3 separate regions of the Homo sapiens genome follow, and regions 1 and 3 are each linked to region 2. A link is a loop called in an ENCODE intact Hi-C map of the cell type or tissue named here. Cell type or tissue: OCI-LY7. All regions are shown on one strand. Region 1 has its middle 180 kb from the start of GRIN2B. Region 2 overlaps GUCY2C (guanylate cyclase 2C). Region 3 has its middle 87 kb from the start of ATF7IP.

What was found. Peaks named below come from ENCODE experiments on the same cell type or tissue, not always from the same donor. Only the 100,000 strongest peaks of a DNase experiment are listed, where the experiment ranks them.
Region 1: a loop joins it to region 2, with 2.2 times the contacts of the local background. A loop is called at or near these places in 2 of 110 quality-filtered maps.
Region 3: a loop joins it to region 2, with 7 times the contacts of the local background. A loop is called at or near these places in 2 of 110 quality-filtered maps.

Annotation. Positions count from the first base shown.
Region 1 is chr12:14,153,958-14,161,957 of GRCh38, forward strand. No RefSeq gene overlaps it. Among named protein-coding and RNA genes, the nearest start is that of GRIN2B, 180 kb to the left of the region's middle. In OCI-LY7, no CTCF peak of the experiment used is centred here; DNase peaks (open chromatin) are centred at 516, 2,744, 2,844, 3,394 and 1 weaker place; H3K4me3 peaks cover 3,033 bases; H3K27ac peaks cover 5,439 bases.
Region 2 is chr12:14,608,433-14,616,432 of GRCh38, forward strand. GUCY2C (guanylate cyclase 2C) reads right to left here. Exons shown (of 27, transcript NM_004963.4): 26 at 6,435-6,511; 27 at 4,200-4,859. The coding sequence ends at 4,685. PLBD1-AS1 (PLBD1 antisense RNA 1) reads left to right here. Exons shown (of 6, transcript NR_120465.1): 3 at 4,447-4,494; 4 at 6,090-6,138. Among named protein-coding and RNA genes, the nearest start is that of PLBD1, 45 kb to the left of the region's middle. RefSeq lists enhancers at 5,457-5,506, 5,517-5,616, 5,637-5,886 and a silencer at 6,419-6,468. In OCI-LY7, a CTCF peak has its summit at 4,669; DNase peaks (open chromatin) are centred at 3,609, 4,599, 5,499, 6,569 and 1 weaker place; H3K4me3 peaks cover 3,330 bases; H3K27ac peaks cover 5,235 bases.
Region 3 is chr12:14,274,759-14,282,758 of GRCh38, forward strand. No RefSeq gene overlaps it. Among named protein-coding and RNA genes, the nearest start is that of ATF7IP, 87 kb to the right of the region's middle. RefSeq lists an enhancer at 6,154-6,263. In OCI-LY7, no CTCF peak of the experiment used is centred here; DNase peaks (open chromatin) are centred at 1,348, 3,483, 4,023 and 6,343; H3K4me3 peaks cover 1,762 bases; H3K27ac peaks cover 6,501 bases.

The DNA of each region.
Region 1 (8,000 bases), 450 kb before region 2:
TTAGTCATCAGAGAAATGCAAATCAAAACCACCAAGAGACACACTTCACACCTACTAGGACAGTTATAATCAAAAATGTGGAAAATAAGTGTTGGTGAGGATGTGGAGAAATTAGAACCCTCGTACATTGCTGGTGGGAATATAAAGTGGTGCAGATGCTATGGAAAACAGTTTGGCAGTTCTTCAAAAAATAAACACAAAATTACCACAAAACCCAACAATTCCATTTCTAAGTATATACACAAAAGAACTAAAAACAGGGACTCAAACAAATACTTGTATGGCAATGTTCTTTACAGCATTATTCACAATAGCCAAAAGATGTGGATAAGCAAAATGTAGTATATACATAGAATGGAATGTTACTCAGCCATAAAAGAAAGAATCCACTTATAATACATGCTACAACATGGATGAAGTTTGAAAACATTATGCTAAGTGAAATCAGCTAGACAAATTCCACTGGTATGAAATTCCACTTACGTAAAAGACACAATATGGTTTATAGGTTACCAGAGGATTGGGGGAGGGGAAATGGGAGTTATTGCTTAACGGGTAAAGAGTTTCTGTTTGGGTGATAAAAAAAAGTTTTGGAAATAAGTAATAGTGATGGTTGCACAATATCATAAGTGTAGTTAAGGCCACTGAATTGTCTCTCAAAAAGAATTAAAATGGCAATGTTTGTTTATAAATATTTTACCACAATAAGCAAAAAAAGAAGGGAAGAGGGGCATGGCTTGCCCCAGTTGTATGTTTAAGAAGCCTAAGGTGGCCGGGTGCAGTGGCTCATGCCTGTAATCCCAGCAGCACTTTGGGAAGCCGAGGAGGGTGGATCACCTGAGGTCAGGAGTTCAAGACAAGCCTGGCCAACATGATGAAACTCTGTCTCTACTAAAATTACAAAAATTAGCCAGGTGTGGTGGTGCACACCTGTAGCCCCAGCTACTCTGGAGGCTGAGGCAGGAGAATCACTTGAACCCGGGAGGCAGAGGTTGCAATGAGCCGCGATCACCCCACTGCACTCCAGCCTGGGCAACAGAGCCAGACTCTGTCTCAAAAAAAAAAAAAAAACAAAGCCTAAGGCAAATAATTTTTGGCTAAGTCCCCAAAAGCAATTGCAACAAAAACAAAAATTGACAAGTGGGACCTAAACTAAAGAACTGCTGCACAGCAAAAGAAACTATCAACAGAGTAAACAGACAACCTACAGAATGGGAGAAAATATTCACAAACTATGCATCTCACAAACATCTAATATTCAGAGTCTATATGGAGCTAAAACAAATCAACAAGCAAAAAACAAATAACCCCATTAGAAAATAGGCAAAGGACATGAACACTTTTCAAAAGAAGACATACAAGAGGCCAACAAACATGAAAAATGCTCAGCATCACTAATCATCAGAGAAGAGCAAATCAAAACCATAATGAGGTACTATCTCAGACCAGCCAGAATGGCTATTATTAAAAGTCAAAAAATGGCCAGGCGCAGTGGCTCACGCCTGTAATCCCAACACTCTGAGAGGCCAAGGCGGGCGGATCACTTGAGGTCAGGAGTTCGAGACCAGCCTGGCCAACGTGGTGAAACCACATCTCTACTAAAAATACAAAAATTAGCTGAGCATAGTGGCACATACGTGTAATCCCAACTACTTGGGAGGCTGAGGCAGGAGAATCGCTTGAACCTGGGAGGCGGAGGTTGCAGTGAGCTGGGATCGCACAACTGCACTCCACCCTGGGTGACAGACCAAGACTCCCTCTCAAAAAGAAAAAAAAAAAAAAAAAGGTCAAAAAACAACAGATGCTGACAAGGCAGCAGAGAAAGAGGAACACTTAGACACTGCGGGTGGGAATGTCAATTAGTTTGGCCACTATAGAAAGCAGTTCGGAGATTTCTCAAAGAACTTAAAACAGAGATACCATCTGACCCCACAACCCCATTACTGGGTATATACCCAAAGAAAAGTAGATCATTACACCAAAGGACACATGCACTGGTATGTTCATCACTGTGCTATTCACAATAGCAAAGACATGGAATCAACCTAGGTGCCCATCAATGGTGGATCAGATAAAGAAAATGTGGTACATATACACCATGGAATGAATACTACACAGCCATGAAAAAGAATGAAATCATGTCCTTTGCAGCAACATGGTTGGAGCTGGAGGTCATTATCCTGAGTGAATTAATGCAGGAACAGAAAACCAAATACCACTTGTTCTCACTTATTGGTGGGAACTAAACATTGAGCACACACGGACAAACATGGACACTGTGGACTACTAGAGAGGGGAGGCAAGGGAAGAGTGGTGTGTGAGTTGAAAAACTACCTATTGGCTACTATGCTCACAACCTGGGTTCAAACCTGCACATGCACCCTCCACATTTAAAATAAAAGTTAAAATTTAAAAATTAAATAATGCAAACATATAGGAAGAAGGAGGAGGAGGAGGAAGAGGAAGAAGAGGAGGAGGAAGAGGAGGAAGAAAAAGAAGGAGAAGGAGGAGGAGGAGGAGAAGAAGCCACCGCCTAAGGCCACTGGGCTTGCTGACCTGCCCCAGAGCAAGAGAAGGAGCACCAAGGAGCAGGACTCAGGGGTATAGCTCGATGGGGGAGGGGCACAGATGATTCCCTTGGGTCTCTGTTTCCTGAGGCATGCAGAAGATGGATTCTACAATTTGCTGCAGACCCTCAGTAGGGAACCTTGGAGGACAGATGTCCTCAATACCAATGCCAACAGAGCACCTGGGATGGAGCCTTATCAGGAGCATCTAAAGTCATTCCCAGTACTACCAGTGGCAAACCACTACCCTTCAAGCAACCAGCCAGACAGTGAGAATGATTAAAAGAAACGTGGGGAGGTGCCACCATCTGCATCCCTCAGCCTTGTTCCTGACTCAGTCTCAGGGAGGTAAGCAATGGAGGAAGGAGGGAGATGGAAAGAGCAGGTGATGACAGCCACCCTGTTGACCTAAAGAAAGAAATAAAGGCACAATTAACATAGAGAGTTTATTTGCGCCAAGGTTGAGGATGGCTACCTGGGACACACATTTAAGCTGCCTTGAGGAGTGCTTCTATTTAGTCTTTGTTACAAGCAGGTTTTTAAAGGCAAAAGGGGAGAAGGAGTGGGCAGATACAAAGTTGTTAGACAGGAATTCTCACTGATTTATGGAATTAACATTGGTTAGTGATTGGCTTTACGTTGTTGAACTACAGTGTATGAGTTATGATGTCCAGTGCAATGCATTTTATGGCTACTTGGCATCAGTTACTCTAGAGCCCACAGAGCAGGTGGCTTTAAGATGAAATGATTTAGCTCAAAGGGAAGTGAAACATGACTGCTGTCACACACTGTCACAATTCAATGCTTCACTGGGCCTGATAATTAAAGAGGGTTCACTCCCTTCCTCTAGGCCCCTGAAACCTGAACTGGAGAGAGGAGTGAGAGAGCTTTGAATTAAGCATCAGACAGATGTTTGTTATGATTTGAATGTATGCATCCCTCCAAAATTCATATGTTAGCAGCTAATACACAAGGTGATGGTATTAGAAAGTGGGGCCATCGGAGGGTGATTAAGTCATAAGGACTTCACCTTTATGAATGAGATTTTGTGCTTACAAAAGGGCTTGAGGAAGTGAGTTTGCCCCTTCTTCTCTTCTGCTATGTGAGGACATAGAGTTTGTCCTCATCAAAAGATGCAGCAACAGGGCACCATCTTGAAAGCAGAGAGAGAAATTTTACCAGACATCAAATCTGAGAGATTTGTTTGGTGTTACGTATAGATGATGTCTGGTAATTAATGAGACAACAGAATGTTGTAGGATTTGCTGTCTTGGCTACTGTAACTCATACTACACATCTACAAGACTGTTGTTTAAATAAAATGTAGATAATTAATTCTCAATTTGCTTATAAACTGAGTAATGTTGTACTATAATGTGAACCCAAGAACATGTTGGAAAACATCCACTGAAAAATATATAACACTAAGAAAATTGCTGTGATAACAAACCTACAATTCTGGCCAAATAGAGCAGATATGTTGTTATTTGTGGTAAATCTAATAAAGCAGGTTATTTGAGCTTATTTGTGTTGCTACTGTAGAAAGTAGAATCTCCACTCTCTCAAAAATGTTTAACCAGTATATACAAAGTAATTCGTCACCAAAAGCAACTGTCTTATTTTAATATTCAAATTTTCTGCTTGTTTCTCCTTTACTAAATTTAAAACTCTTTATTGAATACATTCTCAGAGCAATTCTACTTTCTACCAAATCTGCCAGCAACTTGGTCTTGGACTTCCCAGCCTCCAGAACTGCGAAAAATATATTTCTTTTTCCGTTTTTCTTTTTTCTTCTTTCTTTTTTGAGATGGAGTCTTGCTCTGTCAGCAAGCTGGAGTGCAGTGGCGTGATCTCGGCTCACTGCAACCTCCACCTCCTGGGTTCAAGCGATTCTCCTGCCTCAGCTTCCCGAATAACTGGGACTACAGGCACGTGACACTATCCCCAGCTAATTTGTGTATTTTTTAGTAGAGATGGGGTTTCACCATGTTGGCCAGGATGGCCTCAATCTCTTGACCTTGTGATCTGCCTGCCTCTGCCTCCCAAAGTGCTGCGATTACAGGCATGAGCCACTGCGCCTGCCCATATTTCTGTTATTTATAAATTATCCACTCTCAGTATTTTGTTATAGCAGCAGGAACAGATTAAGATAATGTTTTAAAATGAAGAGGACTAGGGCTCACAAACTGAAACAAGACTATTCTGAATAGCCCAAAGTGACCAAAGTAAAAGAAATCAGACTGAACTACCATTAAGGGAGCTGGTTCCCAAGAGAAAGTGGTGACTTGGCAGAGAAAAGTTGGTGGAAGTTATTGGACAAATCAATCATTCAGATTTACACCACAATGAGTTGAGTCAGTTTTAAAAACAAGTTGCATAATGTGGAGATGTGTGCCAGTGTCCCCCAGTATGCTTTCTACCGATTCTTTTATAGATTTGCAAATAGATTTGCAATTCTCAGCTGAGCAAATGTCCACTGAGAATCAAGAATACACTTTCTATCCTGCATTGCAGCTAGGTCTGAACATTTGACTAATTCTAGACAATGGAATATACATGGAGACACCCTGTAGTTTGGAGACCTCCTTTAAAAGCCATGATCTAATACCCTTTGCTTTCCCCATCCACTTTCTTCTTCAAGCATTCTTACACACTACTTCTTAAGATGTGAAGTTAGTGACTGGAGCTATAGCTAGCGTTTGGGATCATGAGGATAATGGTCACAGCCTCAAGATGACAGAAGCGCAACTAAGAATTCAGAATTCTTGGAAAATTTTCAAAGTAGAAAAATCACACCAGCCCTGGTCAGCCTACCTCCTTCTACTTGAAAAAGGAAAAAAAAATCTCTATTTTTAAAGCCACTGTCATTTTAGGCCTCTGTAACACAGCTGAACCTAATTTTATATGAAATATATACAAATTATATTATCACAAATAATCTATAAGTTCAAACATAAAGAAAAAAAGAACTATATAGTACCTCTTCACCTCAATTTAGTCAAAATAACATAGACACTAAAACCAACATTTATGGAGACCTTATGCAAGGAATTTTACCAATGGCTTCATATGCATTATTTCTTTCATTTTCTTAGTAACAGCTCTATAAATGTGTAACATTGTATACATCTTAGAGATGGAAAAGTGAAGACTTAAAGAAGTTAAATAATTTGCCCGAGGTCACACGGCAAGTATGTGTAGAATCATAATAAAAATCTACTCTTGGCCGGGCCTGGCAGCTCACACCTGTAATCTCAGCACTTCGGGAGGCCAAGGTGGGTGGATTGCTTGAGCTCAGGAGTTTGAGACCAGCCTGGGCATAACAGTGAACCCACCTCTACAAAAAATTAGCTGGGCATGGTGGTGTGCACCTGTAGTCCCAGCTACTCAGGGGGCTGAGGTGGAAGGATCACTTGAGCCTGGGAATTTGAGGCTGCAGTGAGCCATGACCATGCCACTGCACTCCAGCCTGGGCAACAGAGCAAGACCCTGTTTCCAAAAAACAAACAAACAAACAAACAAACAAACAAAAATACCATTCTATCTTACTCCTCTAAAGTCATGCCATTAGCCACTGTACGTTACACCTGCATAGAGGTTCTTCTGGCAAAGATTTATTCATATGGAGATCTTAGACAAATTGAACCACAATAAAATTTCGTAGAATTTTAATAATCTATAAATGAGGGATTTGTTTGATGTTAGATATAGGTGATGTTTGGTAATTAATAAGACAACAGAATGTTGTAGGATTTGCTATCTTGGCTGCTATAACTCATACTACACGTCTACAAGACTGTTGTTTAAATAAAATGTAAGTAATTAATTCTTAATTTGTTTATAAACTGAGTAATGCTGTACTATAATATGAACCCAATAATATGTTGGAAGACATCCACTGAAAAATATATAACACTAAGAAAATGCTGTGATAACCAACCTACAATTCTGGCCAAATAGAGCAGATAAGTTACTTGTGATAAATCTAATAAAGCAGGTTATTTGAGCTTATTTGTGTTGCTATTGTAGAAAGCAGAACTTCTCTGAGAATGTATTGAAGAATGAGTTTAAATTTAACGAAGAAGGTGAAACAAACAGAAAATTTGAACATTAAAATAAGACAGTTGCCTCTGGTGACCAGTTACTTTGCATATACCAGTTAAACGTTTTTGAGAGTGTAGAGATTCTAATTCACTGGCGTTACTTCAAAAAACTACATTTAGGAATACTCCTCAGAGAACCAATAATTACTTACGTTGGGCCCACCCCATAGTAAAAGACTTGACACAGTGTAGATGTTTAATATATATTCGATAATGAAAGAACAGATGAGTGGAGATGAATTGATGGTGGTTAGGTAGATAAATGAGTAGATGGTTGAATAAATAAACATAAATTGTGCTTTATCAGTTTCAAGTAATTTTTACAGGGATTATCTCACTTGATCCTCAAAAGCATGCTGATAGTAGGTAAAAGAAGTGAGATTATTCTTACTTAAAAAATAAAACATTGGTTCCAAAATTTTGAGAGATTTACCTAGATTGACTTACTATGTGAATCCTTGTCTCCCATAAACGTAAGATAATTTAGCTTGTTTACTGTTTGAGGAAAGGAAGGAGGAGAAGAGGGTCAGGAGAGGGAGGGGGGAGGAGGAGAAGAGGAGGAGGAAGAGGAGGAGGAGAAAAATACCTGTGTTATGATGTATTTCTTGAACAGGCCATGATACTTCACTCTCACATGCCTATATCAGATTGTATTTTCCAAAGGTAGTCACAGTAATATCTCCTTACAACGTGACTTAACGCTCTTCCCATTGAGATGTGGAGTCTTTGTTCTCAATCCTTGAATCTGGATTAGTTTAAGACTATAGACCTGGCGCGATGGCTCACGCCTGTAATCCCAGCACTTTGGGAGGCCGAGGCAGGTGGATCACCTGAAGTCAGAAGTTCAAGACGAGACTGGCCAACATGGTGAAAACCTGTCTCTACTAAAAATACAAAATTAGCTGGGCATGGTGGCATGTACCTATAATCCCAGCTATTCGTGAGGCTGAGGCAGGAGAATGGTTTGAACCCAGGAGGTGAAGGTTGCAGTGAGCCAAGATCATGCCACTGCACTCTAGCCTAGGCAACAGAGAAAGACCCCATCTCACAAAAAAAAAAAAAAAAAAAAAAGACTATGGTCTTTTTTCACGTATGAGCTATGTGACTTCTTAGGCCAGATCATAAAAGGTGATATGGCTTCTGCTTGAAGTACTTGAAACATTCACTCCTGAAAACAGCTACCATCCTATCATGCTGTAAGGACCTCCCACAGTCCCAAGCCTGGCTGAGCTCCCAGCCTATAGCCAGGACCTATAGACAGGACCAACTTGTGAGTAAATCAATGTGAAGGTGGATTCCCCAGGCCCGAGTTCGGCTGCCTCCACTGAAA
Region 2 (8,000 bases):
TACTTGTTATTGTTCTGTTTGGGTTTTCTATTTCTTATGATTCAATTTTGATAGGTTGTATGTGTTCAGAAATGTATACATTTCTTCTAGATCTTCTAATCTATTGTTATTTAGTTGTTCCTAGTCTCTTATGATTCTTTGTATTTCTGTGGTATCAGTTGTCATGTTTCCTTTATCATCTTTGATTTTATTTATTTGAGTCTTCTCTTTTTCTTAGTAAGTCTAGCTAAAGGCATGTTGTTTTGTTTATATTTTTAAAAAATTTTTTTTGCTTTGTTGATCTTTTGTATTGTTTTAAAAATCTCTATTTCATTTAATTCCATTCTATTATTTCTTTTTTCTACTAATTTTGGGTTAAGTTTGTTCTTATTTTTCTAGTTCTTGAGGTGAAAGTCATCTTGCTTGAGATCTTTCTACTTTTTCAATGTGGGCATTTATTGCTATAAACTTCCCTCTTAGAACTGCTTTTGCTGTGTTTCATAGATTTGTGTATGGTGTATTTCCATTTTCACTTGTCTTAAGAAAAATGTTAATTTCCCTCTTAATTTCTTCCTTGACCTAATAGTAATTCAGGAGCATGTTGTTTAATTTCTGTGTATTTGTAGAGTTTCCAAAGTTTCTCCTGTTTTTTTTTTCTTCTTTTTTTTCACATGCCCATGCCCACTATGTCAAATTCTCCTGTTACTGATTTCTAGTTTTATTCCATTGCAGTCAGAAAAGATACTTAATATAATTTTGACTTTAAATTTATTAAGACTTGTTTTGTGCCTGCATATATTATCTGTCCTGACAAATGCTCCATGCACTGTTGAGAAAAATGTGCATTTTGTAGTTGTTAGGTGGAATGTTCTGTAAAAGTCTGTTAGGTACATTCAGTCTAGAGTACAGTTTAACCTCCATGTTTATTAATTTTCTGTCTGGATGATATGTCTATTGCTAAAAGTGGGGTGCTAAAGTCCCCTACTACTTTTATATTCTAAACAATCTCTCCCCTCAGGTCTATTAATATTTGCTTTACATTTTACCTTAGTATTGGGTTCATATGTATTACAATTACTGTATTCCCTGTTGCATTGACTCCTTTATATAATTTATTATATTGTATTATATAATTATATAATTTATTAAATTATACATTTATTAAATTATATAATTGAAATTTATATAATTTATTATATAAATAATATTATATTTATATAATAGCTTTATTTATTTTTTGTATACTATTCTTGACCTCAGTCTATTTTATATGATATAAGTACAGCTACTCCTGATCTTTTTGGTTTCCATTTGCATGGAATATCTTTTCCCATTCCTTTGATTTCAGTCTGCATGTATCTTCAGAGGTGCAGTTTCTTATAGAGAGCATGTAGTTAGGTCCTGTTTTTCTTTAAACAAAAATTCATTCGGCTACTCTATATCTTTTTTTTTTTTTTTTTTTTTGAGACAGAGTCACACTCTGTTGCCCAGGCTGGAGTGCAGTGGTACAATCTCAGCTCACTGCAACCTCCACCTCCTGGGTTCAAGTGATTCTTTTGCTTCAGCCACCCGAATAGCTGGGATTACAGGTGTGTGCCACCATGCTGGCTAATTTTTGTATTTTTAGTAGAGATGGAGTTTCACCATGTTGGCCAGGCTGGTCTCGAACTCCTGGCCTCAAGTGATCCAATCACCTCAGCCTCCCAAAGTACTGGGATTACAGGCATGAGCCACCATACCTGCCCTACTCTATGTCTTTTAATTGGAGAATATAGTCCATTTACATTAAAGGTTATTATTGATAGGAACATGTTTTCTGTTGCCATTCTTGTAAGTGTTTTTTGCATTTTTCTGGTAAATTTTTTATTTTCTTCCTCTCATACTGTCTTCCTCTGTGGTTAAGTAATTTTCTCTAGTAGTATGTTTTAATTCTGTGCTGTTTATTGTCAGTGTCTCTATTATAGATTTCTTTCTTTGTGGTTACTATGAGGCTTACATAAAACATTTTATAGTTATAATAGGTTATTTTAAATGGAAAAGAACTTAGCTTTGATTGCAAAGAAAAGCAAAGCAACAAAACACACTATACTTTAACATCATTCCCCCTCCACGTTTTGACTTTTTGATGTTTTAGTTTACATCTCTTTATATTGCCTCTCAACCAATTGTTGTAGTTATTATCATCTTTAATAAGTTTTAGTCTCCATAATTAAGATATAATTGGTTTATATATCATAATTACAGTACTAGAGTATTCTGAATTTCTATTCTTACTTTTACCAGTGAGTTTTATACCTTCAGATGTTTTCTTGTTACATGTTAACATCCTTCTCTTTTAGACTGCTGGACCCCCTTTAGGATTTCTTGTATGACAAGCCTGATGTTGATTAATTCCCTCAGGGTTTGTTTTTTTTTTCTTTTTTTGGTCTAGGAAAGTCTTTATCTGTCCTTCATGTTTGAAAGATAGCTTTGTTGCATACAGTATTCTTAGCTGACAGTATCTTTTTCTCAATACTTTGAATATATATCTCACTGTCTCCTAGTCTGCAAAGTTTCTGCTAAGAGATTTACTGCAAGCTATATTGGGGCTCTATTGAATGTGCTTTTTTTTTCTCTTCCTGGTTTGAATATTCCTTCTTTATCTTTGATTTTTGATAATTTGATTATGATATGATTTGGGGAATTCCTCTTTGAATTTGATTGGTGACCTCTGAGTTTCCTGTACCTGAGTGCTATCATCTTTCTTCAGATTTGAAAATCTTTCAGCTATAATTTTTAAAATATGGCTCTTTTCTCTCTCATCTTCTTTAGGAATTCTTATTATATGAAGGTTAGTTTGCTTGATGGTATCCTATAATTCTTTTTAATTCTTTTTTTCTTTTCGGATGGGTAATTTCATATGTCCTGTCTTCAAGCCCATTCTTTCCTCTGATTAAATATGTTGTTGAAGCTTTATAATGAGCTTTTCCAGTTTAGCTATTTTATCCTTTATGTCTAAGATTTCTACTTTTATGTGTGTTTTTATATTTTTTTCTTTGTCAATTTTCTCATTTTGTTCCTGGATTGTTTTTCAAATTTCATTTAATTTTTTTAATCTATACTCTTTTGTGCTTCCCTGAACTCTTTAAGATTTTTCTGAATTCTGTCAGACATGTTACGGGCCTTCAATTATTTTGGGTCTATTACTGGAGCTTTGTTGGTTTCTTTTGATGGTATCATATTTCCCTGAGTTTTCACAATCCTTGTGTCTTTACATTGATGCCCGCACATTCGAGGAGATGGTCACTTCTTCCAGCTTTTACAGGTATTCTTGGTGGTGTTAGACTTTTAGTGCTTAATGTTGTAACTTAGTCACTGGTCTGCTATTGCTTCCTGGTCTGGGGAAGCCTTAGGAGAGTGCTAGAATTCAAAGGTTGTTTAAAAGGAAAAAACCTTTTAGTTGTTTCCAAGTAAGAGGAAGGTTCCACATTAGCACCTGGGCTTTGTGGGAAATCTAACCAGGGATTCAGGCTTTCCTGTGGGTTTTGCCTAGAGTAGGACTGTTGCATCATCCAGTTTTCTCAGTATGGCATCTCTGCTGATTGGAGTACAGAGCAGCTGCAAGATCTGCATGTCAGTTTCAGCAATCAGCACCTCCGCTTTTTGTCCCCAGTTCACCCCTGGTGTTTCAGCCCACCTGGTACTTGCAATGGTTCATGAGACAGGACCAGAGTGAGCTTCTTGTGAAGATTCTCAGACTGGTGGGGAGATCAAACTTCCATCTCCAATTCCCTCCTTTTACCTTGTAAACTGTGGGTCTAAGGAAATTATCTGTGAGTGGTGTTATGCCAGCTTGGGGGAAGGGGTGGCGCAGTCTAAAATGAAGTGAGTATTATAATTCATAATTTACTGATGAAAGATCAGGAGCCTGGAGACATGGATTACTTTGTAGTTAGAAAAGTGCAGTACAGGAACTTGACTTTTGCCTGGGTCCCATACTTGGATCACTGCCATCCACATTGTTAATTGGACAAGCTGAAGCAACACCTCTGTATAAAGGTCAAAAATTCCCTCATGTGTAGCAAGTGATACTAACCTTCAAGGTTCTCACCCTTGAGCAACAATGCTAGCTTTGCCGTACTTCAGTGTGAGTGAATGTAGTCAGTTTTTCAGTAAGCACAAGATGATGTGACTGATGTATTCCAGGAAAATGGGCAAAATAGGTAGAAACGCATACACAGTTTTGGGAAACCTTTAGCTTTTATTCTTGCCTAATATATAGCATATTTTCTGCAAAAATTATGAGTTAAATATACTTTAATGAAGATGGGTATTTAAAATATAATTATGACAATTTAAAAAATCTTATGAATACAGAAGGAAAGCCAGTAAACAAAAACGATAAAAATAAACAAACAAAAAATAAATGAAATAAGAATAAAATCTTCTCAAGTTCTAGATAGTCTATTCATTTCTTTTCTTTTCCAGGTAGAAGCTCCCTGGAACAACTGCTGGAATAAGGTTCCAGAGTGGAAGGTAGTTATTTCACTGAGAACACACATCTGATTCATGCAAGAAAGTCCATGTTCCAGACAGGGCAGCCAAGCCTAAGTACATTTCTGCTTCATTGAGGTCTCAGGAAAATGTAAGCTTTCAGGACACTTGAGGTCGCTGCCTCAGTGCAGCTGTATTTTAATTTGTGTGAGTCCTTATACCTCATTTAGGTTTAAAAATAGGTGCTCTCCTTGTCTGTGGTATTCAGCTGCAAGTATTCCAGAGTGCCTTTTTTATAGCTGGCTACCCGTCTGGGTTTTTGGCTTCTTATCCCTGCTGCCTGTCTTTTCTGTAAAGAGTTGGCAATCATGTCTGAAAATTCTGCTTGCAAACGCTGTTGATTCTCCCTGGAAACAGAGTGGGAAGAGAAAATAGAACTTCTCAGCAATTCATACAGAATATTCCTTAGCTCCAGAATAATCAGTTCAGTTAGTCAGTTACTCTTTGAATGCCTATTCTGTGCTAGACACAGGAAATCCAAAGAATACAAAATGATCCCTGCCTTTGATGAGCTTAAAAAACTGTTATCTCTGCTAGGAAATTAGGCTTCAATTTCAAAGTGAAACAATATGCTGCTGGAATTTGGAGGCATGGTTGGGAGGATCTAGGTTTACATATGCCACTGCAGGAAGGGGAAAAGAAGCTGGGAGGATGCTAGGCCCCTGCCACACAACCCTGAAAACTCATTGGTCCCACACATACTTAACAGTGTGAGTCTTGTTTGGGGAAGGCTTAGAATGGTGGAGGGGACCACGAGTTTAGAATGGACCTGGAACACTCCAAGTAAGGAGCCAGGTTTCTCATGCCCCAGGGAAGATTTGGGTTGTTTTGGCTTTTCTAGAAGGTTGCCATCTCTCTGGGTCTGACATCTAGGCCTCTGCAAGACAGAGTTTCTCAACCATAGCAAAAGCCAAGGAAATGGCCATATGGCTGCAGTAACATGTATTGACAGGCAACTGGGTGACAGCTTGAGTCACCTTTAGGAGAAGTGAAACCTGTCAGTTAACCCTGAAACTTTGTCTTCCTCATCTCAGGGAGAACACAGACTTCATGTTAAGACCCAGAACCGCAGTCTTGGGGTTGGGGCAGGTCCTGTTTTCATCAGGCAACTCAACAGAAAGATGAAGACAGGAGTGGAATGCAGAGAGCCTCTTTGCCCCCAGTATGCTCCACTCTTGTCAGAACAAGACATGCATGAAGTGAACTCTAAAGTGTCTTCTGTTCTCCCGAGCAAGCCTGGAACACAACGCTAGCTTTGCCATGCTTTATTGCAGGGCAATATAGTCAGTTTTTCAGCAAGAACAAGATGATGACTGGTACAGTCTAAGAAAGTGGACAGAATAGGTAGAAGCTCATACCCAGACTCAGGAAACTTTTAACTCATTCTTGTCTAATATATAGTATATTTTCTGCATAAACTATAAGTTAAGTATACTTTAATGCAGATAAGGCATTTAAAACATAATTTTGACAGTTAAAAATATCATGAATACAGAGCCAGTAAATAAAATGAAATAAATGAAATAACAAAATCTCCTCAAGTTCTAAATAGTCTGTTCATTCTTCCTCTTTTCCAGGTGGAAGCTCCCTCTTGGGATAAAGGATCCACAGTGGAAAAAAAAAAAGGTAGTTTTATACTGAGCCCCCACATCTGATTCAGGGAAGCAAGTCTGTGTTCCAGACAGGGAAGCCAAGGCTAAATACTTTTCTGTTTCATTGAGGTCTCAGGAAAATGCAGGGTTTCAGGATAATCCCCTTCTTGCAGTCTAGGAAGGGAGGTTTCTAAACCTTCTCATGTATAGTCCCTTACTTCTTATGCAATATATGCCACTTGTAAGGCATTTGCCAATTTAAATTGGCTGTAACTAACAAAGCCAAGATCTCTAATTTCCTCCCTGTCCCTGCCACACCCAGAAGCTTACACAGTAGGAGGGGTTGGCAGGTTGAATTTCTGGTCCTTCATCCCAGTCAGCCAGTAGGTAGTCTCATTTCCTCTTCCCTGGTAAGACAAAAGAGTTACGTACCACGGAGTCCAAGGAGTCAGTTCAGTTGTAGACCACTGTTTCCATAATGATCTGTTTCTGTGACATGTTTCACTTCCGCATTTCTCATCAGTGCCAATATTTAAGCACATCACACATTCCTGTTATGATTTGCATTATCTCTAGACAGATTTTTATTTCCAAGTGCCTTTTTAAAAATAAGTTTCTCATTCAGCAGACATCCTTTTCTCAAAGTAGAGTTTTCTTTTTTTTCCCCAAAAGACATTTTAAAATATCACTCTAGCAACATCACAAGAACTCTAACTTAAAAAGGAAGAAAATTCATCTACAATTCTGCTACGTCAACAAATCCAACTGGTTGTCATTGTCCATATTTCCTTCTAGCCCTTTTTGCAATAAAGTTTTGCTACAAAACTTTTGCTACAGTTTCCCTATCTTATTACAAACACATGTACATCACAATTAAGAACTCATTAAGTGGCATTTCTGGGGCCCATCTGGAGGCTACGGAATGTATGGAAATTTACTGGAATACTGGAAACCCTGTTTTTGCTAAAGCTGGTATTTGAAAAAGAGATACAAAATACATATGGCCCAAACACAGCCAGTGAACCACTATTTTTAAAAAATGAGTTTAATAATATATATCTATAATATATATCAATAATTTAAAAATGAGTGATTGATATATATATATATATAATTGATATATATTGTTAAACTCATTTAAAAAAGTAGTGGTTCACTGGCTGTGTTTGGACCATAGCAATCCATAAACTGGTTCTATTTTGGGGTAAGTGTTCTTTGTAAAAAATGTACTTATGGAGGACTCAAAAAGCAAGTGTGATGTTAGGACACTTTTACGTAAAAGGAGACTTTTCCAAGGTGCAATCCAAATGTAAAGGCCAGAAGCATTATGGCTACCGGAGACAGGTAACTTACAGTTAATAGCTGGCTTTGCCAGTTGTGAAAAGATTCCAATAACTTTGGAAAAGCAGCCTGAGAAGCATTTGGAGACAACTGATGGCTATGGAGGGCAGCTGTTTTAAATGTGAGGAACTGCATGAAGAATCTGGAATAGCGATTCTCAAATATTAGTGTGGTCACAAACACATTATCTTGTTAAAAATATAGATTTCTGATCTACGCCCACAGAGAATCTTGCATAGTAGGCCTGGTAGAGTGTCCACACATCTGCATTTTAACAAGCTTCCAGATGAGGAAGAGGAGGAGAATGGGGCCACACCTTGTCATTCACTCCTTGTGATTCTAGAGCTTCCGAATAGTAAAGCAACTGGCAAGAGAGGTGACCTCAGATCATAGCAGCAGTGTGTAGTAAGAGTAGGGAAGTAAGTGGGGGGACAAGGGTTTTGATTCAAATTAAATAAGTCCTGGACCAGACTGTATGTAGCTCTTGTGTTTGGAGGAGGAACTGGATACAAAACCTGGATATGGCAGAGGAAATGCTGGCAGAGTTCAAAATCT
Region 3 (8,000 bases), 330 kb before region 2:
TTTGAAATGGAGTCTCGCTCTGTTGCCCAGGCTGGAGTGCAGTGGCGCGATCTCCGCTCACTGCAAGCTCCGCCTCCTGGGTTCACGCCATTCTCCTGCCTCAGCCTCCCGAGTAGCTGGGACTACAGGCGCCTGCCACCACGCCCAGCTAATTTTTTGTATTTTTAGTAGAGATAGGGTATCACTGTGTTAGCCAGGATGGTCTCGATCTCCTGACCTCGTGATCTGCCCCCCTTGGCCTCCCAAAGTGCTGGGATTACAGGCGTGAGCCACCGCGCCTGGCTGCCTTCACACATTCTTTTAAACAACATGTCCTGGAAATCTCACAGAGCTGCAAGGGATGCTGGAAAGTGTAGCCTTTATTTTAGGAATTGTTATGTTCAGCTAAAACTTGAAAGAGGAAGAAAGAACCTATCAAGGGAGACGTAGCAGTCCTTGCCACAGTCCTCTCATCCATAAGCTCCTTCTTTTTATATAGAGCCCTCCTCTCTAGGAGAGAGAACTCCAAAGTGTCCTCTAGTTACTGCTTTAAGCTCAAAGTTGAGAAACTCTGGGTGATATGGAGTCATCTCCATCTTATCTAGATGTAGTGGCTCATGCTCCAGAAACTCATAAACAAAGTTATTTATCCTGCCTTTTTGGTCATATTCAGTATACTGTATAGTGGTGAAACAGGAATAGAGTAACCTTAATTAAAATTTCAACTGGAGAAGAGGAAAGCAGGAAACATGTAACACTCACTGGTACTGGTCCATAGGAGTTATCAAACCCTGCTGAGCACTAATTGCAGAGAACTCCCTGGCCTGAGAAGGGAGTTCTTTGATTAGCTCACCAGGCAGCCCTTGGTTCTGCTCTCTGAGATGAGCTTTTTCAATTACTATCCTTGTTGTGGACTGGATTGTGTTCTACCCCAAATTCACCACATGTGAATTTGGGGTAGAACCCAATCCCCCAATGGGACTGTTTTTGTTTTGTTTGTTTGTTTGTTGGGAGATAGAGCCTTTTAAAAGGCAGTTAAGGTTAAATGATGTCATAAGGCTGGGGTCCTAATCACATATGGCTAGTGTCCTAAGAAGAAGAGGAAGAGACCCTAGGGACGTACATGCAGAGAGGAACGGCCATGTGAAGACACAACAAGAAGGTGACCATCTGCAAGCCAAGGAGAGAGACCTCAGGATAAACTAAACCTGCTGATATATTGATCTTGCACTTCCAGCCTCCAGAACCATGAAAAAATAAAGAGTTGTTTAGACCTCCAATCTGTGGTATTTTGTTATGGCAACCATAGAAGACTGATGCACTTCCTGGTCCTTAGCTCTGCTCTCTCAGAAGTTCCTCCTTCATCAGCCTCCTCCATGGCCACATCTGAGACTGGCTTTGCTGAGTCATCCCTTTTTCGGGAGATACACTCTTTATTAAATCCACTTCATTTTTGTGCAGGCTTGGGGATTGCTATAGGGCTATAATAGTCACAGATTTTTGCAGGCAATATAATTCTTTCAAATATAATTTTTTAAAATTTATTTTCATTCAATTCTCTGTCCTTGTAAGTACAGCCAAAGATCTTGTCTAGCCACAGTGTTTTCGTTTGTTTGTTTAAAGCCTGAAGACAGATCTTTTTTGTTTTGTTTTGTTTTGTTTGAGACAGAGTCTCTCTCTGTTGCCCTGGCCAGAGTGCAGTGGCACAATCTCGGCTCACTGCAGCCTCCACCTCCCAGGTTCAAGCGGTCCTCTCACCTCAGCCTCCTGAGTAGCTGGGACTATAGGCATGCACCACCACACCTAGCTAGTTTTTATATTTTTAGTAGAGACAAGATTTCACCGTGTTGGTCAGGCTGGTCTCCAACTCTTGGCCTCAAGTGACCCACTTGTTTCAGCCTCCCAAAATGCTGGGATTACAGGTGTGAGCCACTGTGCCCAGCTTTACTCTCAATTTTTAAACTTTTTGAGACAGGGTATTACTCTACGCCCAGACTCATTGCAGCCTCAACCTCCCCAGGCTCAGGTGATTCTCCTGCCTCTGCCTCCTGAGTAGCTGGGACTACAGGCATGTACGCGCCATGCCCAGCTAATGTTTTTACTTCTTTGTAGAGACACGGTTTTGTCATGATGCTCAGGCCGAACTCAAACTCCTGTGCTCAAGCAATCTGCCTGCCTGGGCCTCCCAAAGTGTTTGGATTACAGGCATGAGCCACTGCACCCAGCCTTATCCCTCAATTTAATGGCAACTACCTTGAAAGTTGTTTAAAACACACTTGGATGGGAGAGAAGTACCCTTAATCTACTCTTTGCTAGCAGGTCAATGCTTTTGTATGAGGGGTCACTAGTTTTCTCTCTTACTAAGGTTGCAGGCTTTCAACCACTGCTTATAACTGGTTCAATTTTGAGTGCAAAAGCAGTTGCCCTTTTATTCTTGCAAGGGTCCAAATGGTCAACTTTGATTGTAGACTTGAGAAAAATAGCAATCTTTTAGCAAAGCTGTAGTCCCTTCTATCTCTGTTTCTCCACTGCCTTCTTGCCTGTAAGGCTTTCTGAAAGCATCAGTAGGCAACCAATACCCACAAAAATCATTAATCTTTCCTATCATTTCCCCTAAAGCTACAGCCTCAGTCAGCATGTGGTCCCCTTTTCAAGTTAAAGCAGGGAAATGTTTGCCACAAAATGACCAGCCTGTGATGTTGAGTCTATACCACCTGCCACTCAACTTCTAAGCCTAGTATCATGTTTTTGGTTTTTCTTAGTATTCCACTTCCAAGTTCTTAATCCTGTATCTATTAGGAATCCATTTAGCATGAAACACAGCAACCTAAAACTGACACTTATTTAAACAAGATGGAAGTTTTTCTCTTTCATGTGTACTAAATTGGAAAGAAATAGAGCAGGGCCTGAAAGCAGCTCAGCAGTCCTCGAGGACCCAGTCTTCTATCTTATTGTTCTTCCATCCTCAAAAATATTCCTCAAATTGGCCAGGCGTGGTGGCTCACGCCTGTAATCCCAGCACTTTGGGAAGCCAAGGCGGGCGGATCACGAGGTCAGGAGATTGAGACCATCCTGGCTAACACGGTGAAACTCCCTCTCTACTAAAAATAAAAAAAAATTAGCTGGGCATGGTGGCGGGCGCCTATAGTCCCAGCTACTTGGGAGGTTGAAGCAGGAGAATAGCGTGAACCTGGGAGGCGGAGCTTGCAGTGAGCGGAGATCGTGCCACTGCACTCCAGCCTGGGCGACAGAGCCAGACTCCATCTCAAAAAAAAAAAAAAAAATATATATATATATATATATATATTTTTTTTTTTTTTTTTTTTTTTTTTTTTCCTCAAATCTGCTGAAGCATCTAGCTGGTAAAAAGAAGAAAGTCGGGAAGATTATGTTACCTCCCTTTAAAGACAATTTTCCAGAAGTGTACATGGTAGTACTTTTGTTTACACCTATTGGTTATAACTTAACCCTATGGCACACCTAGCTGAAAGGGATGCTTTCAGCCAATTGTGAGAATACAGCTTAATTGCCAAGCTGTTAGGAAGAAAAGGCAAAAAAAAAAAAAAAAGAAAAGAAAAAGAAAAAGAAAAAATAAGTATGCTCTGTCTCTTTGGGTACACTGCCCAGAAAAAATACTCACCAATTCCAGTTGTGTCCTATTTTTGTGCCAGAAATTTAGTCACTTGGCACCCCTACCTGAAAGAGCAGCTAGAAAATGAAGCCTCTGTACTAGGAAGCCAAATGTCCAACTAAAAATTGAAGGTTTTATTACTAAGGGGGAGGCAAGAACAGATATTTAATCACAAATAGCAGTCTTGGCTCTAGCAGGTGAATCACATTGCACAATATCCATCATACTTTTAACAATTCACTGTGTTAACTATCTTTTGTATCAAAATGTGGCCCAGGCAGGAGCCTACACAGTCAGTTCTTTGTTGTTTCACTCTGACTTGGGTAACTTTTTTTAAAAATAGACTTTTTTTAGAACAGTTTTAGTTCACAGCAAAATTGAGTGGAAAGTACAGAGAGTTCCCGTGTACCTACTGCCCCCACACCTGCACAGCCTCCCTACCTTCTATGGATAACTTTTTATAATCACCATATAGAAGTGAAACCTAGCCTTCTACTTCTTCATAGTCCTTCACTGTCATCAACAGCACAAAATCTAGCTGATATTTTGAGTATGAAGCTACTTCACTGTGACTTAAAGAAACCTTAGAGAATAAACCATATACATACGGAAAACTGGAATGGAATTTTATTTGAGACAGGGTCTCACTCTGTCACCCAGGCTGGAGTGCAGTGGCATAATTATGGCTCACTTCAGCCTCTACCTCTTGGCTCAAATGATCCTCCTGCCTCAGCCTCCTGAGTAGCTGGGTCTATAGACGTGTGTCACCACACGTAGCTAATATATATATATACATTTTTTTTTTTTTTTGGTAGAGACGGGGTCTTACTATGTTGCCTAGGTTGGTCTCAAGCTCCTGGACTCCAACAGTCCTCCCACCTCAGCCTCCCAAAGTGCTGGGATTGTAGAAGTGAGCCTCCACACCTGGCCTGGAATGGACTTCTAAGGAATAAAATATATGGGCCGGGTGCAGTGGCTCACACCTGTAATCCCAGCACTTTGGGAGGCCGAGCTGGGTGGATCACGAGGTCAGGAGATGGAGACCATCCTGGCTAACATGGTGAAACCCTGTATCTACTAAAAATACAAAAAATTAGCTGGGCGTGGTGGCACACACCTGTAATCCCAGCTATTCTGGAGGCTGAGGCAGGAGAACCACTTGAACACAGAAGGCAGAGGTTTCAGTGAGCTGAGATGGCGCCACTGCACTCCAGCCTGGGCAACAGACCAAGACTCCGCCTCAAAAAAAAAAAAAAAAAAGTCTTATGTCTGGCATACTTTCTTAAATTTATATTATTAGCATATTTCTTGAATGCTAACCAGTAAAAGCCAAGCACAGATCAATAGTATATTTGTTGTACCACTGAGGATTTGTGCAGTGTGAATAAGTATATTCTATATGCTAATTTTTCTATTTAGGGAGCAAATAAGTATTAATATGACTTTAATAACTGTATTAATTTGTATTCATGCTGTTAATAAAGACATACCCGAGACTGGGTAATTTATAAAGGAAAGAGGTTTAATTGACTGAAAGTTCAGCATGGCTGAGAAGGCCTCAGGAAACTTACAATTATGGAGAAAGTGGAAGCAAACACGTCCTTCTTCACATGGCACAGGAAGGAGAATGAGAGCCGAGCAAAGGGTGAAGCCCCTTATAAAACCATCAGATCTTGTGAGACAAGCATTGGGGAAACCCCCACCATGATTAAATTACCTCCCACCAGGTCCCTTCCTGACTCATGGGGATTATGGAAACTACAATTCATCATGAGATTTGGGTGGGGACACAGCCAAACCATATCAATAACACAAAGAACAGCACGTAAAATTTGACCAGTTCTGGCTGGGCGTGGTGGCTCACGCCTGTAATCCCAGCACTTTGGGGGGCTGAGGTGGGTGGATCACGAGGTCAGGCATTCAAGAGCAGCCTGGCCAACATAGTGAAACCCCATTTCTACTAAAAACGCAAAAAATTAGCTGGGCGTCTTGACGGGCACCTGTAATCCCAGCTACGCAGGAGGCTGAGGCAGGAGCTTGAACCTGGGAGGTGGCGGTTGCAGTGAGCCGAGATCATGCCACTGCACTCCAGCTCGGGTGAAAGTGCAAGACTCTGTCTCAAAAAAAAAAAAAAAAAAAAAAATTGACCAGTTCTTTGCTAATGCTAAAAAAGAAGATTTAGTGATTCTCAACTGGCTATGATGACATGAGTCAGGAAAGTAACATCTCATGGCCCATGGAAAGGTTATCCTACTCATTACTCCACTCCTCAAATACTCTTCTCTCTGTCCCTTGACACCAGAAATTTGTTTGAAAAGAGATAAAGCCTTCTATTTCACAAAGATGTTGAAGAAAAACATAAGACTATTAGAGAGCACACATGGAGAGCTTAGTGAAAAGGTGTTTACTGCCAAACAGAGAGTTCATTTTAGCTCTTCAGGTAGACTTGGGAATGAGGCTTAGGGGAGAAAAAAAATGAGATAGTCTTTGAAGTCAAAATACAGTAAACTAGATCTGTCCCATATTAAGAAAGCAAGGTCTCTGAGTGATGTCATTGGCTACTCCTTCCTGGGTTCATGAGTTATTCAAGCCCAGAGCTGGTTGAAAGTGGTCTATTGTGAGCATTTAGTGCCCATCTCAGGATTACGGCATCCACCTGCCTTGGCTGGGTACGTGAGGACTCCCTTGAGATTACAGTGCCCAGCTTTCATCTGACATAAATTGGGATTATTTGACTCAGTCAAGTCTGAAAGAGGGTTGGCAGGCCAGGTGTCCAGGTCTATTAGGTGAAAGTTTATCACAAGTACAAGACAAAGGCAACTGAAGCTGAGAGTGGCAGAACAAAGCGAAAGTTTCAGTCAAGGTATAAATAACTGATCATAGATCCTGCCGTATTTCTTTTTCTTCTTCTTTTTTTTTTTTTGAGATGGAGTCTTGCTCTGTCGCCCAGGCTGGAGTGCAAGCGGCGCAATCTCAGCTCACTGCAACCTCCGCCCACCAGGTTCAAGCGATTCTCCTACCTAAGCCTCCCGAGTAGCTGGGACTACAGGCGCCCACCACCACGCCCAGCAATTTATTTTTTTTATTTTTATTTATTTATTTATTTTTTTAGTTTTAGTAGAGATGGGGTTTCGCCATGTTGGCCAGGCTGGTCTCGAATGCCTGACCTCGTGATCCACCCGCCTGGGCCTCTCAAAGTGCTGGGATCACAGGTGTGAGCCACCTCGCCTGGCCAGATCCTGCTATGTTTTGTTTGGAAGATAAGAAAGGAAAACAAGAATTTAATAACATTTCTATAATTCAAGCTGTAAGTGAGCCAACAGCAATTGTAGAAGATTACTTGGCAGTGACTAAGCATCCAAGCAGAAACCAGATGCATATCACAGCATGAGGCATTCAGATAGAGATATCTATAGGTGGTCACCTTGCTTCAATTCTACCAGGAGTCTTTCCTTTACACCCTCAGGTGTTTAAGAATCCACTTTTAAATTATAAAAATAAAATTACTAGACATTAGCTAACTGAGAAGGACTTGGAAAATAAAGAAGCTGGAAAGTAGGGAAACATGAAAGGGATGAAAGCATTAGAAAGGGAAGAACATAAGCTTCACCTATTTCACGATCCAATCTGCAACTCTCCTGGTAGTTAAGTTGTGAGGTTTTTTTGTTTTTGTTTTTTGAAACGGAGTCTTGCTCTTGTCGCCCAGGCTGTAGTGCAATGGCATGATCTTGGCTCACTGCAACCTCCACCTCCCAGTTTCAAGTGATTCTCTTGCCCCAGCCTCCCGAGTAGCCGGGATTACAGGCATCTGCCACCACTACCACTAATTTTTGTATTTTTAGTAGAGATGGGGTTTCACAATATTGGCCAGACTGTTCTTGAACTCCTGACCTCAGGTGATCAGCTTCCCAAAGCATAGGAATTACAGGTGTGAGTCAATGCACTCAGCCAAGTTGCAGTATTGACACATGCATGAGTATGTTCATTGCAGCACTATTCAAAATAGCCAAGACATAGAATGAACCTAGATGCTCATCAATGGTGGACTGGATAAAGGAAATGTGTATATATACACCATGGAATACTACACAGCCATAAAAAAGAAGAAAATCATGTCCTTTGCAGCAACATGGATGGAGCTAGAGGCCATTATCCTGAGCAAATTAACTCAGGAACAGAAAACCAAATACTGTGTGTTCTCATGTATTAGTAGAAGCTACACATTGAGTACACATGGACACAAAGAAGGGAACAACAGACACCAGGACCTACCTGAGGGCGGAGGGTGGGAGGAGGGTGAGGACTGAAAAACTGCCTATCAGTTATTATGCTGATTACCTGAGTGACAAAATCATCTGTACACCAAACCCCTGTGACACACAATTTACCT